Linked DNA regions of Homo sapiens: all the other regions are linked to region 1. Evidence: chromatin loops called from intact Hi-C (ENCODE). Cell type or tissue: dorsolateral prefrontal cortex. All regions are shown on one strand. Region 1 overlaps LIMCH1 (LIM and calponin homology domains 1). Region 2 overlaps APBB2 (amyloid beta precursor protein binding family B member 2). Region 3 has its middle 84 kb from the start of UCHL1.

Evidence for each region. Hi-C counts contacts between places; a loop is a spot of excess contacts. Peaks named below come from ENCODE experiments on the same cell type or tissue, not always from the same donor. Only the 100,000 strongest peaks of a DNase experiment are listed, where the experiment ranks them.
Region 2: a loop joins it to region 1, with 2.7 times the contacts of the local background. A loop is called at or near these places in 8 of 110 quality-filtered maps.
Region 3: a loop joins it to region 1, with 4 times the contacts of the local background. A loop is called at or near these places in 10 of 110 quality-filtered maps.

What each region holds. Positions count from the first base shown.
Region 1 is chr4:41,659,576-41,663,575 of GRCh38, reverse strand. It overlaps LIMCH1 (LIM and calponin homology domains 1), which reads right to left. Exons shown (of 32, transcript NM_001330672.2): 19 at 2,066-2,156; 20 at 592-755. Among named protein-coding and RNA genes, the nearest start is that of LIMCH1-AS1, 31 kb to the left of the region's middle. In dorsolateral prefrontal cortex, CTCF peaks have their summits at 1,723 and 1,924 (motif pointing right); a DNase peak (open chromatin) is centred at 1,925; H3K27ac peaks cover 753 bases.
Region 2 is chr4:40,914,990-40,918,989 of GRCh38, reverse strand. The region is part of intron 10 of APBB2 (amyloid beta precursor protein binding family B member 2); the gene reads left to right. Among named protein-coding and RNA genes, the nearest start is that of NSUN7, 170 kb to the right of the region's middle. In dorsolateral prefrontal cortex, a CTCF peak has its summit at 1,898 (motif pointing right); DNase peaks (open chromatin) are centred at 465, 1,929 and 2,557; H3K27ac peaks cover 909 bases.
Region 3 is chr4:41,339,088-41,343,087 of GRCh38, reverse strand. No RefSeq gene overlaps it. Among named protein-coding and RNA genes, the nearest start is that of UCHL1, 84 kb to the right of the region's middle. In dorsolateral prefrontal cortex, CTCF peaks have their summits at 2,284 and 2,489; a DNase peak (open chromatin) is centred at 2,447.

The sequences.
Region 1 (4,000 bases):
ACCTATTATATCAGAATAATAATTTTCTAGGTTTCTTGTTATCCAAATCCAGTGGCATCAGAATTACCATGGCTAACAAATAGATGATTATTGGAGAGAGACTAGCCAGTAAGCTGACAGGTTAAAAAGCAAATAAGCAAACACACACAGCAAACTAAAACCTAACTGCAAGGCTTTAGAACTTATATTACACTTTTCCACAAAGAATAGCCTGGCCAACATGGTGAAACCCCGTCTCTACTAAAAATATAAAAATTAGCTGGGCGTGGTGGCAGACGCCTATAATCCCAGCTACTCGGGAGCCTAAGGCAGGAGAATCACTTGAACCCAGGAGGTAGAAGTTGTGGTGAGCAGAGATCACACCGCTGCACTCCAGCCTGGGCAACAAGAGCAAAACTCCATCACACACACACACACACACACACACACACACACACACACGAAAAAGAAAAACTACAGATTAAAGATAGGAAAAAAGATGAGGAGAGAAATAAATCTTCATTATTCACAACTGCCACAGCAGCAGCTAGCTGTAATATGGGGCCATGTTAACTTGTGGGTTTAACCGCTTTCCTCCACTCTGCACTTCACCTTTTGTGACAGCACCAACTCCACCTTTCCACTCATTTCATTTTCTGGTTTCTTCTGGTCTTTTTCTTCCGACACATCATTCTTCAGCTGGGGGCTGGAGGGAAATTCCACAAAGGCCACGGTCGGGCTGCATCGAGTCACAGTTGTTGTAAAATGCTGTGGTTCTGCAATGGAGTTACATCCAGAAACGTACAGAAGGAAAAGAAAATCAAATATCTATAGGACCATTTATTCTGCAATGCCATGAAGTACATTCAGTCCATATCCCGTCCTGGCAATATAAGCTGAATGACAGTGTGCTCAGAGATATAAAAGAGCCTAAGATGCTGGAATTCCCAAAGCTCTTTCATGGTATTGAACAACAAGCAACACAAATCACGTCCTATAACCACACTATGAAGAACTTAAGTTTTTAGTAAGGGTCACGGTTTACATCTGAATAACACCACATGGAACAGAATGCTGACACGAAATATATAATTATGACAGCTGGGCTAGATAAGAGAACATCTACAGGTAGTTTCTATCCCAGTGAATGAGCAGCAACCTGATGCTTCCTTTTTTTGTATTTCAATGCTCCATTTTAACATCAGAATTTCTTAATTGGAATGTGTTACGGATTGTGGGGTATATGTATATAATGCAATGAAAATAAAGTGTTCTCTGATACATAAAGAAGAATTAGGTTCACTTTAGAAGGGGTGGAAAAGTCACTACCTAAGGGGGCATATCAAAATGTGAAGGCACAATCTAGTTTGAAAAAGTAAATGCTATTATTTTAAGTGATATTTAATTTATTTAAAAATGTTACCTAAAAATAATTTGGTAATTGACAAATTATGTTTCTCAAGTGGTAAACACTGGAGAAAGGCCTTATAAAAAATAATAATTTGGTATTGAAAGAGGGTGAGAGGTTTTACTGTTTATCAAAAGAAGAAAAGTGTTAAACATATTGATAAGGCTGCAAAAAAATATTGAGGAACAAGACTTTCGGGAACAGGGTCTTCTTCCTAAAACAACGAATACAGTATATTATACTCACTGTCCAGATTCATGGCACTATTTTATTCATTTTTAACTATATGTGAGCTTTACCATTTCAGCGTCTATTTTTATGTTTTTGACCTCTCGCTTATCTATTGCTGTTACTGTGTGTCAAAATCCTACCCTCAATTTTTAGCATGATTTATATGGAAGAACACAATATTCTTTATGATTATAGGGATAAATATTTTAAAAAACAAAATAAAACTGGGTAGCTTTAAGAAAGAGCATGGGCTCCTATTTTCACAGCAACATTAACCATACGGGCAGAACTTCCCCAGGAAGCCTCTAGGTGGCAGCACAACCGCACCACTCCTGGAGTCTAATTACTACTTTCCTGTGGCTCAGTAGGAAAAATTCTTGACTATTTCCATTACATCTTAAACAGTTACCATGATTTGCCTTAAAACTAGTCTCTTATGAAACAAACCTGATGAGGCAAGTTCTATATTCCCTTTTCTTGATTTTCCACCATCATTCTTGTCCTCTTGACTATTCGGTTCCGTTTTCTCAGTGGTTGCCTGAAAAAGAGATTTTTTTCCCCCTTGAATAAATGATTCCTTTAAAAGTTCTAAAAATTATTTTTTAAGCAGTAATTTTTAGGTCAACAAAGTGGTTTGGCCATATGAATTCCCTCTTCTACTTCCCAGGCAGCTTCATGGCGAGAGCCTGGATTGGTTGGAAGGAGACATTCTATGGAGAACAGGACACCCATGCGGTTCACCATCTCACCAAACCTCCTATGACTGCCTTGGACGCACATCCCACATTTTCTTTTCTTTCACCACCAAAAGCTCAAAATCATGGCTATCACCTACTTGTTCTTGAAAGCCTTTCAAGCTGGCTTAGGGTCATAACACCAGTGAAGTCTTTTTGTGGTTCTTTAAAGGTTACAATTAACTTCTCAGTGGCCTGTCTTGGCATAGTTGCCTGTGGCCCTTACCATTGTGGATTTTAGCCTGCAGTTCTCATCCTTCCTGGGCTCCCAGTGAATCTCTATTACTGGAGTTCTAATTCATTCTCTCCTTTTCCCTCTCCTCCCCACTTTCAGACTACTCTTTTCTCACTGGTTCTTACTCCTTTTCATCAAAATATGGGTCATTCTGAAAGATTTCAACTGGACCCTGTTTTCCTCCACTTGTGCTGAATTACCCTCAAATATATCAATTATTCCCATGGATTCACCATTACATTCTCCGTGTATAACTCGTATTTTCATCTCCAGCTGTGAGAGTCCATCAGAGCTTCGGTTTCACCTCTAGGGTCAATGGCCTTCTCCTCCAAATTTGACAATTTCTGTTTATGGCAGCAGTTCTTCCCATCACATAAACTTTCAAGTGATCTTTGACTCATACCTCATGAATATTCATCATTTGCCAAGTCCTTCTAAGTTTCTAACATACTAGTTTTCATATCAATCATTTCCTTTCTGTTTCTATGGCTGGGACTCCAGGTTTGCCTTTCTTCCTTGTTCTCCACTAAGAAGTCTCTGTGATTTGAACCTCACTGTCCAATCCACTTGGTACATCACTGTCATGTTCATCTCCATGGCACCTCCAGTAATTACTCTAATGCTTGTGTTCCTCTCTCTCAGTAGTACTTCAATTGTGTCAGTTTTATGCTTGATGGAATTTACAATAGTAAAAAAAATTGAAACAACTTAAATATCCAATAATTGGGGAATGATTGAATGAATTACTGCATGTCCATAAAGGCAATATAATCATGAAAAAATAAGATGTTGAATAATAGTTAATGATACGTGAAAATACTTACTAATGATAGGAAATGTAAACTGTATACATAGTTTGATGTTTACATGTATATGATTATATACATGCCTATACATAAACATATAGAAAAAAAGATAGTAAGAAAATACAAAAATGTTAATTGTGATTATTTTTAATGTGCTTAAGTTTTGGGTGACTTTTCCTTCTCTTTACATACATTTTATATATTCCAAAATGTTCTATAATGACTATGTATTACTTCTGTAATTGGAAAACAAAATCAATGTAATTTTACATTGTCTTTCACTGGGAGCCAATTGACTCTAGAATGAAGTCCAAAATTATCCTGCTATTACAATATTTACTTAGTAAAAATAAATAAAATGTTAAATTAAATACTAGCTAGATTATATTTTGATAATTAAAGAGAGCAAGTTAATGACTATTGCATTTTTTGGTAGAAGTTTCTTGTAAAAAGCTAAAGTTAAATTTTAAAGTGTGTATGAAATATTGCATAAATTTTAAAAGGTTTTAAGATAAAGGCTAAAGTTGGTTTCAGAAAAGGCATTATTAACTCATAAAATATCCCCATGGGTTCTCGAGAACTATGAATTTATTCGTCTCTCATAAGT
Region 2 (4,000 bases), 740 kb after region 1:
GGGTTTTATACTAGCTAAAAAAGAAAAAGAAAAAGAAACTCACCTCAAGGCTCTATATAAATGTAAAAATGGAAATTGCAGCCAGGCATGGTGGCTTATGCCTGTAATCCCAGCACTCTGGGAGGCCGAGGTGGGAGCATTGCTTGAGCCCAGGAGTTTGAGACCTGCCTGAACATAGTGAGACCCTGTCTCTGTTAAAAAAAACAAAAACAAACAAACAAAAAAAAAAACAGAGAAAAAATAAGGAAGGAGGGAGGGAGGGAGGGAGGAAGGAAGGAAGGAAGGAAGTCGTCCGAAAGAAGGAAGGAAGGAAGGAAAAAGAAAGAAAGCTGCCCCCATTTTACAGGAAAACATAGCTCCTTTGCATGCTCCTTGAGTTCCTCTGCTGCTTCTCCCCCCAGTGTTCGTGTTGTTATTGAGAGAGTGACAAGGACTGCCAAAAATGGGGATTGCCACAGAATCTGGCCTGCTGCCATTAACGGCATTAAAGCACTCTTACTGTCCAAGAGATAGGCTGTGGGTAAATAGTGTAGTGCCTATAAAACATTTTCCCCCAAATCTTTTAACTTAAAAAGTTAATACTGGGGACAAAATTGACACAGATAGCTCAGAGGTTCCCCAGTGGCACTCAAGCATGTGTTGGTGTGGCATTGCCTGCAAAACACCTTCACATTCCTATGGAGTTCTTTGTGGGCCTCTCTCTTTGAAAGATGTCTGTAGAGATGAGCTTGGCCAGTGCTCAGTAACTGTGTACTAGCCAGTGTGGGGATGTGCTAGTTCAAGCTAGTCCCTTTCCCACTAGATTAAGCTGCATAGAATTATGATAGAGTGGTTTGGCCAGCACTGGGATACGTCACATTGTAAATAAGTGAAAATATTCATAATATTGTGTTCTGTTTTATGTGCTAAAGTGTGAACTGCCATCCTCTCCTTCAAAAGCAATGTGAGAAATGGGAAGCTGTATTGCATTGTCATGGAATAAGTTTCACAGAGATTGCGTTTTGCATGTGGAATTATAACCTAGATACAGAATAAACCTGAGTCTCTGGTCCATTCATCTCTGTTAAAACAAGAAGGTTCATAGGGAGAGTTAACTGATCACTCTGTTTTTAAACCTTTGCCCTGTGGATAAAAAGCACACAGCACCCTTGGTAGAGGATTCCTTGTTTTAACATCTCTTTTTCTTAAGAAGTTCACCATTACTGTTCTGCAAATACTCCTCATCATTCCAAAGCTTCTACTTCTTTGATATCCTGTAGAAGGGCAACTCTTGGTTGATATTTTCCCAACTCATTCAAATACTTTAAGATAACCCATTCCCTCTCTGATAAAATTGACCTCAACTCCCTCTACCTTTATAATTCACAGAACTCATGTTGCTTTAATTATTTTTGGTGTTTTTTTCTCTGGATAGTCTAAATTTTCTCATTGGATGAAAAAAATTCATTGAGAGATCTTAAGTACTGGTTATCTGCTTAGCACTTACCTAGGTATTGTGGGATATGAAAAAAATACACATGGGGACCCTGACCTCAGTGGCTTGTCAGGGGACCGTAGCAGGTGGTGGGATGAGTACTGTGGACAGAGGACCCCACTGTTCACCCGTCTCTGCTGCTTCCAGCCCGGGAGACCTTGGGCAAGTCACTTCCCTTTCTTTGATGGGCCTCATCCATCAAGCTGAAGACAAGAAATCTTGGAGTTCAGCTCTAAAAGCCAGGTTCTGGGGCTAGCTGGGGAGCTGGAGTTCACTTAGAGAATAGCAGAATATGAAGGTGAAGAGATGAGCTACCATCTGCAGTTGGAGTTCAGATTTGGGATCAATAAACTTCTGCAGGGCCTCAAATCACTAGACCCACCCCAGGTCCATTCAGAAGACAGTCCCAGTTGTCCCACAGGTGGCAGTAATGAGCCGCAGTCAACACAGCACAGGAGTTGCCGCCCTGACTTGACCCTGAGTGAGAGCCCTGGCCACTTGAGGAAGCCTGCAGAAGTCTGCGGTGCAGCAGAGCCCAGGGACGTGGTATCATGGCCTGCAGGCTGTGTAGGCTGCATGATACGAAGTCCTCCCCTCTTCCCTCTGACCTTCCCCACCACAGACTCCACACTCAGGTCTCCCGTTCACTGCATACTTCTGCCCCGTCACCATCTCAAGGCTTCACAACAGGATCTCACCTGCGGTTGCTTCTCTTGGAATTTTGGGAATCCATTGCCTCGCAACATCCTCTGGGTCCCTCCTTGTTTTTGTGTGATCACCAGGGTCGGTCAGTCATGCTCGCTCTCAGAATAGTTTCTAGTTTCTGGACCTCCTGGGCTTCCTTCAGTTTCTCCCTGTCTGTCTTTCCTGGTGGCCACGTACACACAGGGTAAGACATGATTGCACAGAGACACGGGTATGTTACCTACTTGGAACAAAATCCAACCACATAAGTCTACATGGGCCAAATTGTTTCTTTCAAAGGGAAACATATCTTCTTGCATTTTGAAAATCGCAGCTCAGCCAATACTGAGGAACAGTTGCCAATCTCCATGTGCAGAACGGGTGGGAAGTGACTATCTTAGGAACATGACACATGCTTCTGGAACAGGCTTGCCAATGACAGCATCCACTTTTTGCCTTCTTGTGAGCAGAAGCCACAAGGGAGCACTTCATTCTGTCTGTCTGTCTGTCTGTCTGTCTTCAGGTCTAGCCTGAGAGATGTCTCCTCCTCAGATACCTTCTCAGCTCTGGGGTTAGGTTTCTAGCCTTAATTCCAGTCTGTGGCTGACTGTGGTCTCCTTTTTCATGTCTCAGCTCTGTGCACATACATTCCTCCCCGTAGGAATTCATCATATCTAATTTACAGCAAATTCTTTAGAACAACTACCTAAAATGTTTTCTCTTCTGCAATTACCATGCCTATCTTGGCAGAGAGTTTCTTTGTATTTACTTCACCTTTGCATTACACACTGAGTTCCAGTCGGTCAGGGACCATTTCCCTGAGTGTTGGGCAGTTACCAAAGAAACTCTTTAAAGACAGACTTCACTCACACAGGGCCCAGGACCCTGCAGTGCCAGCTCCACTCCCTCAAGGCAGAGCTTCCTTCTTATTAGTCACAACTCTGGCTAATGCTCTCAGGACTTGGATTTACTCATTCGTGAAATGAGATGGCCGGGTTCCGGGGTCCCAGAGCCCTTGTGTTCTGGGTCTCCATGCTGTGGTTAAATGCTCCTCCCCCGAGAGCACAGTGCAGAATCCCAGGAGTCAGCCTGGAGAGCTCAGACTTCATAAATCTTCTCTCTGGGGTTGGGAACAGCCGTGCTTTTAATTGAAGTCTTTGTAGGTCTTTGCACGTTATGAACTCACTGAGTTCATTTCAGACACTTTGCAAAAAGTTGCAGACTTTTCATTTCTTGGTGACTGGTACAGTAAAACCTTTCTTAGAAAACAACAGTGAAAAGTGAAATTAGCCCTGAAGATAGTTATCAGTAACTTTTACTGAGTACCAGGTATTGTTTTAAGGCCAACTTCGCAGATATACATTCATTTAACACTCACTAGGATCAGGCTCTGCGCTCCGGGGCTGAGGATACTGCAGACCAAGTCCCTGCCTTTGTGTAACGTACATTCCAGGGTGTGGAGAGAGAACCACACAAGTGGAATAAAAGTACATCAGGTGAAAAGACTTACTATGGAGAAAAACAGCAGGGAAGAGTGTGAGCGAGTGCCAGGAGGAGTAGCAGCTTTAAGTAATCAGGGAGGCTTCCCAGAAGGTGACACTGAGTACGAGATGAGAGAGGGAAGCAGGTAGATTGGGAGGGTGGGGGGAGCCCATGGTGATGAGTCCTTAGTGGATGAAGGATTGGCCTGGAGGCCACTGTGCCTTTAAGCCAAAGGAATAACCAGTGGGGACAAGAGTCGGATAAAGTGTTTGAGAGGTATTTCACAGCAGGCAATGTCCTGAGTTATCTTTTAGCCCAAACCCTTCTCCCTCCTCAACTGCCCCCTTCCCCTCTCTTGTC
Region 3 (4,000 bases), 320 kb after region 1:
TCTTGATTTTTGTTACTGATGGTTCAGAAAGTTTCTTTTAGCTTCACAATTCATTTTTGTCTTAGTCCATTCAGGCTGCTATAACAAAATACCATAGACCGGGTAATATGGACAACAGAAATTTATTGGACACAGTTCTGGAGGCTGGGAAGTCCAAGATCAAGGCCAGCAGATTCAATGTCTAGTGAGGACTTGTTCCTCAAAGATGGCACCTTCTACCTGAGGACACAGTGGAAGGGACCAACAAGCTCCCTCGGGCCTCTTTCATAAGGGCACTAATTCCATTCATAAGGGCACCACCTTCATGACCTAATCACATCCCAAAGGCCTCACCTCCTCATGCCACTGCATTGGGGATTAGGTTTCAATGTATGAATTTTGAAGGGACACAAGCATTCAGACCATGGCAGTTGTTGATAATGTGATGTAATTTTTAAGATTGCTGTCAAATTGGGGGAACCTCTATCAGGTTTTTTTATATGAGCAACAATATTGCAGGCCTTTCGAGTTTCCTATAGTTCAGTCCTTTAGTAGTGACCAATCTTAAATGCTCTTTGAAGCAACAGTCCTTAACTGGTTTGTCATCAATGTTCTGGTAGTAGTTGTATATTGAGCTTTATGTTACCTTTTTCATTGTCAGTACCTCAAGTTAATTAAACTAGAAATTTAATCATAGAAATTCTGATAAATTATCTATAACAAAATGTTCATAAAACTGTGCAGTGTGTTTATATATGCTCCATTATCAAGACTATTCTTGATAGACAAGATGTGTTAGTCTGCTGTCACAATGCTGTAAAGAAATACCTGAGACTGGGTAATTTACAAAGAAAAAGGCTTTAATTGGCTCACAGTTCTGCAGGCTGTACAGGAAGCATGATGCTAGCTTCTGCTCAGCTTCTGGGAGAACCTCAGGAAACTGACAGTCATGGCGGAAGGCAAATGGGAAGCAGGAACATTACATGACCAAAGCAGAAGCAAGCAAGAGAGGGAAGGTGCCACATACTTTTAAATAACCAGATCTCACGAGAATCACCCACAGCACCAAGGGAGATAAGGCTAAACCATTCATGAGAAATCTGACCCCATGATCCAATCACCTCGCACCAGGCCCCTCCTCCAACACTGAGGATTACATTTCAACATGAGACTTGGGTGGGGACACAGATCCAAACTATATCACAAGAACTTCCATTTTGACCAGGACTCATTGAAAACCAAATTCTCCATTGAAGATTTTATGTATCTGAGGATGGGAAGAGTTTTCTACAGCTTAACTCTGAGCTCCATTTCAACCTTGTTTCTCCTCCATGTCCATACCCCACGGTGCCAGCCACCCTAGGACACGGGCATCCAGTGTCTGGTGCAGGATTTCTGTGTCACGGTGCTGAGTGACAGGCATAGCAGGCAATAGAAGTATTTCTACAAGATATTCCTGTACCAGGACAGCCAGCAATGACCTACCCATACACAAAACCATGACCCATGTAAATAAATCCCACTAAATCCATGCTTAATATCTTGCCAACTCAACATACACTTACCCAGACCACAAAAATACCTGCCACCATTTCATCACCACCCATCACTAGGGGAATTGTGATGGAGAGGAAGTCCGAGTGGAAAGAGACAGCAGTCTTAACCAATTGCAGTTAAAATATATTTTACACATTTTACAAAATTTTTCAAACATATATGGCCATGTGAACATTCCAAAGGGTCTCCCCAGGGCCTTGGAAGAGGACAATTCAAGGGATGGGACATGAAGCTCAGGCTTCCTTAGCTTCCTCTTTAATTCACTTCTGGATGAGAAAAGGCACAAATGAGACCAACTCTCTTCAATCGTTAATTCAGAAGAGCAGAGTGCTTTCCAGGGAGTCTGATTTCTCACATGTCCATTGGGTGCCTGGAAGTTCAGACGAACTTATTAATGATATATTTTATTCCTAAAAGAAAACCTCATTGACAGAAAAATCAAATTTCTTTGAATGTCTATTCTTTATACAAAACGTATAAAAATTATAAAAATTTATAAAAAATTTATTTTAAAATGTTATTTAAAATTTATAAAAATTAAAACAATGACTTTCTGCATGTCATGGCTTAACTAGTAAACGATACAGCTTACCTGAGGGAGACCTTACAGCTTATTAACAATTTTCAGATTTCAGCAATTAGAAATGCTTACACTTATCTGATACTCGCAGACATCTTAACCTAACCCACAGACACCTGAAGCATTAACTAAATGTTATTTATTATCCTATTATGAACTAAAGTTAAAGCACTTTAGGAGGGAAAAACTAAATATATAAGGCGAGAGTGGTGGAATAATGCAGCCATTTTTCTAAGACTGTGTGGCAGGGGAGCCTGTTTCCTATTCTGTTCAAATGCCAGGCAGTATGGCTGCTTCCTCTGTTCCCATGGAAACCCCAGCATTGCTGAAATTCAAGTTAATTTCTTACTGCCATCTGCCTGTTGAGCTACAGGGCTTTCTCCAGCAAATACCAAGCAGAGGCCTGTGAGGAGAATGGAGTTTACTTAGGAACTCCCTGGGCTGTTTCCTCGGGAGGTCAAGATTGAAAACAGATTGAGCCGAACTTTAATACTGAATTAGTTGAAGGATGAAAGGAATTACAATATACTGTATGAGCTCTTTTTAAAAATTAACTGATGTTTAATGCAAATTGACTGCACAGGATATTACAAACAGTTCATATTACATTGGACAAAGTTTGTGTAATGTTTTGTCATCCCTTTAAACTCTAAAATTGGCAAAATTTCTATGTGCTTCTTGAAAATGTTAACGATATCTTCAATCAAAGGTCACGAGCTGGTGACCCGTGATTCAGCTCTAGGCTGCAGACATGGGTTTCGGTCTGCACGGTGTTTTAAAATAGTGCTTGAATTAATTGCCAATGTCTAGAAATTAGGAAACTTCATGGGAAAAAAAAAACACACAAACCAAAACCCTAGAATTCCATCTTTTGTCTTGAAAACTTGGAAGATGTGGCTGGCTCTGCATTCCTGCATTGTCAAAGCCAGAGCTCAGTAGCGGCTGCCCCCTCCTGCCCCTGGAAGGGGTGGGGCTGTCCCATTTGCCACAATCCCTGTCACTCTTTACTCATTTACATTTGACTACTTCATTCATTGGTGGTAGCTGCTTGGATCATTCGCATTCACAATTTCTGCCTTAAATTCATGGAATGCCCACTTCCAAAAGAGTAATACAGAAACTCTAAAACTCAAACACATGCTATCTCCCAGAATACAGTGCTTTTACCAACCTAAAACCTAGACTAGCAAAGTAAATATTAATCACTATTGTTTGCTTCTCCAGCATCAATTCTCTAGCATAAATTGCTTGATTTAAGTAATTTGCAGTGCTTTCCACTAAGGATGAGTAAAGTATAAAGCTGTAAGCATGTTGGTCTTTCCATTCTCCACCTAATATTAATAATGATCACCTGGACTTGTTTGCTTCCTGGTATGGTTTGGCAGTGTCCCCACTCAATCTCATCTTGAATTGTAGCTCCCATAGTTCTGACATGTTGTGGGAGAGACCCAGTGGGAGATAATTGAATTATGGGGGTGGTTACCCCCATGCTGTTCTCATGGTAGTGAATAAGACTCAAGAGATCTGATGGTTTTATATGGGGTTTCCCCTTTTGCTTGGCTCTCATTCTCTCTTGCCTGCCACCATGTAAGATGTGCCTTTTGCTTTCTGCCATGATTGTGATGCCTCCCAGCCATGTAGAATTGTGAGTCCATTAAACCTCTTTTTCTTTATAAGTTACCCAATCTCAGGTATGTCTTTATCAGCAGCATGAAAATAGACTATTACATTTCCTATGTGGCAGACAATAGGCTTTACAGCAACTACCTATCAAGTCATTATAAGGCTCTTCATCTTATAGTTGAGAAAACTGAAGCTTAGGAAGATCAATAAATTATGCAAAGCTGAATAGCTAGTAAATAACAATCTCCAGCTTACTCAATT